Linked DNA regions of Homo sapiens: region 2 is linked to region 1. Evidence: chromatin contacts called from ENCODE Hi-C data. All regions are on one chromosome and are shown on one strand. Each heading gives the region's core, a stretch centred on a gene start or an enhancer-like site at or near the end of the contact. The rest is flanking DNA. Distances are from core to core; before and after follow the strand shown. Region 1 overlaps TENT4B (terminal nucleotidyltransferase 4B). Region 2 overlaps NOD2 (nucleotide binding oligomerization domain containing 2).

Region 1 (2,952 bases), core at 259-2,758:
ACGCAATGAGATAAGAAGCAGTCCATTTGTTCTGTCGTTTATTCATGGCCCTCATCTTTGCCAGCCAACCTGTGCAGAAGAGCACAGCAAAGCATAAGCTTCCTAACAGCTATTCCCATTCAGCTGCTGTCTTCAAGAAGCAGAAGGGTTTAGATAACCTTAGAGAACATAATCAAACCTGGGAAACTCAAATCAAAACAAAACTTCGAAACGGAAGTTGAAGGTCCTGAGGTACCCAGAGGCATAGCAAGGAAAACGTCCCCACTGGGATATCTTCTGGATTCACCTACAGACCTCTCTGGAGTTTTAAGATCCACGTTTTATGACATATTGCATAGCAAACAGGCCGAACGCTGTTGTAAATCATCCTCTACGAAAGGCCCAGGTTTTGAAACTGAAGGCCTGAAAAGGCTCCTGCTTACCAGCTGTGTGCTGTACCTGACACACTGAAGCCTGAGAGTGCCAGTCACCTGTCAGAGGGAACACAGCTGCCCTCAGGCAGAACCTGAGTCTAGAACTCAAGGTTTTTGACTCTTAGGCTAAAAATAAAAAATCAGAAGGAGGAACTATGGATTGCTTAATCAGTCACATTTTCACTTTCTAAGGTTTCTTGTAGCAAAAGTTATAGTCTTTGGGGATTGGGATGTAGACACTTTTTTTTCCTTCCCTAAAACAATTTTTGGCCTGCCAGTTTTTCGAGCTTCCTGCTCTGGACCCTGAAGTTGCCATGCAGTTGCAGACATGCTCCTCCTTCAAGGCTCTGTTAAGCTGTGGCTGCCCTTCCTTACCACTGCTGTGCCCCAGGCCAAACCCCCTGCCCCTCCTTCCCCTAAGGCACTTTGCACCTGTTGCTCCGAGCCTTCTGGTCTATCCCAGTTGGTAGAGTCCCTGTGCTTACCTCTGTGGCTCAGTCCTCGTGGGTGGTCAGTGCTCTAGGGAAGGTGAGCTGACCACTTCACTTTCCCTTCCCAGCCATAGCTCTTCACAGCCTCACCAACTTAGAAAGGAATGCTGCTTTTCTCTCTGTCCCCCGTCCTGACTATGTTCAAGTCATTGCTCAGCCCAGTGAGTTTGTCCTTTCTTCCAGACCAGTAGTTTTCCCCCAGTCCCTCAGGCTTCAGCCCTTGAAGGCATCCTTAGCCCCCCACCACCATGATAGTCAGGCGCTGCGCCTATCCGCAGGGTGTGGGTATGTGTGTGTCTTTTGTTTCTGGAGCCCATTCCTTTCCTTCCACCAGCCTCTAGGCCTTCATCCAATCCTTTTGCAACTCAGTGATTCATGACTTTTCCCTGCATCCAGTCTAGTCTCTTTGCTGGTCCATTGTTTCCATAGTTGCCAGTTTAATCTTCTTAAAATGCTGCATTTTTGAAGTCAGTCTCTTTTGGTCCCTCTCAGAAACATTTAAATAGCTATCTGTTGCCACAGGGGGAAAGCTTGAACCTCTTAGCCAGTCATTCAGAGCCTGCCCTCTGCTGGGGCCTGCTTTCCTCTACAGATGCTTCTCCCACTCTGCCTGCCACAGCCCTTGTAGCTGGCTGATTGCCCTGTACCTCGCAGGCTCTGGAAGTCTTCAGCTCCTTCATGGAGCCTTTGCCAGCCATTCTTTTCAAGACTTTGCTGTTGTTCACTGCCTGATTTGTTCATTTGACACTTAATTCACTGAGCAAACATTATGAAAGATGTACTGTTTGCTACTGTGAGGAATGGATCCCCAAGAGATAAGAGGGTCAGTCCCTACTGCCAGGAAACTTGCCTGTGTCACCTGGGTTCAGTATCTTGTGTCTATTAGATCAGAAGTGGAAAGGCAGAGGCCAGCCCGTATGCTTGTTTTATTTTATTTAAATCACCAGCACCCCAGCAAGTGTTTTGCACAGGAAATTTCTCATTATTTAATTATTTTGGGTTTTTTGATTAAATTCTGTACATTCCCATTTTAGCTTATCTTGAGTTATAACATTAAAATTAAGGTAGTCATCAGCTGAATTATAAGACTTAATTAGATAAGATTATTTAAGATAGTGATTTCTCATTAGATTGGCCCTGTTCATATTAACTTTTCTGTTTTTTTCTTCAGTCTGCATGAAGAAATCAGTGATTTTTATGAATACATGTCTCCAAGACCTGAGGAGGAGAAGATGCGGATGGAGGTGGTGAACAGGATCGAGAGTGTAATTAAGGAGCTCTGGCCCAGCGCTGACGTGAGTCCCTTCCTGGGTAGCTTATGCTTCGGACAGTCCTTGTCCACGGGCTAGAAGCCTATCTGCTGGTATCTCATGCTAGTCCTCACATGCAAGTAGAAGTGCTCTGTAGAGTTGTGGTCTAATTAAATTTTAAAGGCAAACAATTTTCTGCAGTCTTTAGAATTGAGGCTTCCTAACTATTTTCATTGGATTGGATGACTAACAACTATTTTTTTTTTGTAGTGCTAATAGCAACTACTAAAGGCAAGCTATCCTTAGAAATTATTAGTGTAAAGAGAAGAAAGACAAATCAAACCTCATTGTTGTAGTGGTCTGTTATTGGATATGATATATCAAAACCTCATTACTACTTAGTTCCAGCCTGCCAGGGTAAACATTATATAATTGTTTACAGCTAAATGAAAATGTCAAGTAAGAACTTTTGTCACTTGAAGTTCATTTCCTTTGGCTAATGCACGCATAAGTCTTTTCTTATTTCTTTCCTGAAATTGCCATTTTTCATCTCTCTCAGACCAGCTAATTGCCTTTTAGACAGCTCCCAGTCAGTGAACAAAATGATTACTCAGGATTTCTTCTTGGCTTATTTGTCGTTTTTGTTACTGGTACTAAGTCTTTTGTTTTTTGTTTTTGAGATGGGGTCTCACTCTGTTGCTGAGGCTGGAGTGCAATAGTGCGATCACGACTTACTGCAGCCTCGATTTCCTGGGCTCAGGTGATCCACCTCAGCATCCCGAGTAGCTGGGACTGCAG
Region 2 (2,952 bases), core at 248-2,747, 500 kb after region 1:
TTAAGTGGAGATGGAAAATAGGCAGTTGGATGTGCAAGTCCAGGGTTCAGGGAGACAGTTCAGGCTGGAGATGAAGATGTGGGAGTCTGAGGAGAGATTGTATTCAAATATTCAATCCATGAGACTTGATGAAATCACTTCTCTTCCAAATGATTTACAGCCTGCAGAATCATTTTCCCTATCTTTGTAGGTTTATGTCTTCATTTTGTTTCATTTATTTTTCAGTTATTCACTGTTTTAGTGAGTTTTGAGTAGGAGCCAGATTGGATGCATGCGTTCAATTCACCATCCAACACTGTATTAACTACTTGAAACTCATGTGGTTGTTCGGTTGTTTTTTTGACCTTTTATTCTGGATGGAAGAGAGATGCTTATGAAGTTGCAGTAATCAGTAAGCCTTCCCACATTGCTCCATCAGCCTTCCTGGAAGAATAATGTCTTCTGCCTTTCCTGTAGGCAAGAAGGCTGCTTGATCTTGCCACGGTGAAAGCGAATGGATTGGCTGCCTTCCTTCTACAACATGTTCAGGAATTACCAGTCCCATTGGCCCTGCCTTTGGAAGGTAGGTGTATGTTCTCAGTTAATCAGAAAGGGAAGGGCAGTCAGTGCAGATCCATGGTTAAGAGCAGAACACACCTCGGTTAACATCCCATATGCTGGCAGTATAGCCTCCCTATGACTCAATTTCCTTGTTTTAAGGCTAGCACCACCCCGTCTCATTGGGATTTTGGGAGCATTAAAAGGACAAAAGCGTGTAATGTTAGCTATTAGCTTTCATTATCTCCCACACAGTATACTGACAATTGGGCTACCATATATTGAGGGCTAACTAAAGGTGTTACTTACCATCCAAACTCTCATTATCTGTACCGAAAAGATATGGACACATGTTTTGAGTTAGGGCTGGTATCTCTTGATCTCTGAAATTTAGCAGCTCACAATGGGAAACTCAAGAACCAAGTGGATCTAGAGACTCTGGTATCCCTCAGTGCCCAGGGTCACCACCCAAACTCAGGAACAGGAGGGGCTTGGACCGCACCACTTGAACATACCAGGCATCCTGCCAGGTGCTTTATGGACAATGTCTACCCTTTGCAACAACCCTGAGAAGTAGGTGGTGTTTTTTTCCACCTTATAGATGTGGAAACTGGGCAGGGAGGTTAAGTGACGAGGGAGGGGAAGATGGGTCTGATTGTAAATTGTCCCCACCTACACTTTCTCTTTTCTTGGGAGAAGAAATGTCAGTTGTAAAGAGAGAGTGCAAGCCTGGCACTCTTTAGGGCTTGTTCCTACACCACTGTAGGGAAAGCTCATTGGCACTGAAGCCCCCTGAGCTGTGTGTGGTGCTGGCAGATGGGTCTATCACCCTGGGCTGTGTCCTCTGGGCAGCAAGCAAGCCTGTGGGCGGGGTGGCTGGAAGTCTGTGCCTGGCACTCGCGAGTGCACCGTCTCATTGAAGAACAGGATCTAAACATCAGTGCGCCACAGCAGGGTGCGCGGCACGGAGTGCAGGCCCTGGTTTGGCCCTTGGTTGAGGTTTGCTGTTGACATCATCAAGCACAGCTAGTCACTGTAAGACCAGGCCAGGGTGCAAGATTCCCCACACTTCTAAAGGTGACAATTGGTGTGTTTATTTCTCTATAAAATGACATTTTTTTTTTCTGGAGAATTTTAGTATCATTGGTGATGACTGGAAAACCTGCATCAGAAATCAGGTCGGAAGAGGAAGATATATATCTGATATGTACTGGAGAGGAAGATATCTATCTTATGGTCTAAGTTCAGGGATCCTGGTATATTCAGAGGGCAGAAAGCTCAGCAATAATCATCAACTCTGGGAACAGAGGTGACATAAACACAGGGCGTCCCCTTTGTGTGACTGCAGATAGTCATCAGTGAGCTCAGAGCTCTATGAAAATTACTTGCTAGTTTTTGGGTTGAAAATAGTGGGCCAGTGTTTGGTTGGGGGCAGTGAGGCTGTGATGGCGGGGGACCATGCCAAGCTCCTACCAGCCTGGGACGCTAAACCAGCACTTCCCCATTTCCTGAAAGGGGAACTAAACTCTGACACAGGAAATGGTTTGCTTGCATTACTTTCAGGATGAGAAAGGAAGAGCACTGGCCTTCCAAACACACCCCGTGCATGAAAACTCTCCCTGCATGGGGTGCATGGGGAGGATGGGGAAGTGGAGGCAGGATCACAGACTCTTGTTCGAGTGCTCAGCTGGGGCACCCCGGTGACCCCGAGGCCTTCCCTTGCTAGGTCCACCCAGATCAATCAGGATCATCTCCCCATCTCGAAGTTTAACTTTATCACATCTCAGAGTTCCTTTTGCCACGTAAGGTAACATATTCACAGGTTCTGAGAATCCGGACATGGACATCTTTGAGGGTCTATTGTTGTGCCTACTATATCCATGAATAATAATGATAATAAGCACCATTTTTTGAGAGTTTGCCATGTCAGATATTCTTTTAAACTGTATTTTATCTCGCTGCCTCCTGAAAAAATCCTTCCAGGTGTATATTGTCCCCATTTTTACAGATGAGAGAACTGAGGCCCAGAAAGGCTAAATGGCTTGCCCAAGTGTATGGTGGACCCAGGTTTTCAAACTCAGGTGTGTCTGGCTTCAGAGACTGGGCTCCTGAGCCCTTAAGCCCTTTGTTCCCCTTTAGAAAAAGTCACCTGAGGCTGAGTGGTGAAGGGATTTATCCAAAGCCACCCGGCCACTATGGCAGGACAGATATCAGAATACAGGTCTTCCGATCCCAGCCCAGAGCCCCTTCCCGTCATCTAGAACTCCTCCTGGTGTCAGTAATGATAACGGCAGTCACTGATGTCTTTTGAGCACTTACTTTGTGTTGAGCACTTACACTGTGCTAAGCACTTGACATAGGTCATCTTAGTTGATCCGTGTAAAACTCTGTGAGGTAGTGACCAACATTTCTCCC

The links. A loop is a pair of places that touch in the nucleus more often than their neighbours do. Pooled maps may share reads with other maps.
Region 2: a pooled map shows a loop between it and region 1 (2.8-fold over the local background). The contact joins two enhancer-like sites. A Hi-C loop is called at or near these places in 2 of 50 pooled maps.

The regions. Positions count from the first base shown.
Region 1 is chr16:50,209,248-50,212,199 of GRCh38, forward strand. It overlaps TENT4B (terminal nucleotidyltransferase 4B), which reads left to right. Exons shown (of 12, transcript NM_001365324.3): 2 at 2,076-2,199. Among named protein-coding and RNA genes, the nearest start is that of ADCY7, 56 kb to the right of the region's middle. RefSeq lists an enhancer at 755-814 and a silencer at 1,331-1,625. Within about 2 kb of position 1,509, at least 16 of the 41 ENCODE cell types and tissues checked have a DNase peak (open chromatin) inside an H3K27ac peak, as active enhancers do.
Region 2 is chr16:50,707,399-50,710,350 of GRCh38, forward strand. It overlaps NOD2 (nucleotide binding oligomerization domain containing 2), which reads left to right. Exons shown (of 12, transcript NM_001370466.1): 3 at 457-562. Among named protein-coding and RNA genes, the nearest start is that of NOD2, 15 kb to the left of the region's middle. RefSeq lists silencers at 2,009-2,218, 2,627-2,832. Within about 2 kb of position 1,498, at least 7 of the 41 ENCODE cell types and tissues checked have a DNase peak (open chromatin) inside an H3K27ac peak, as active enhancers do.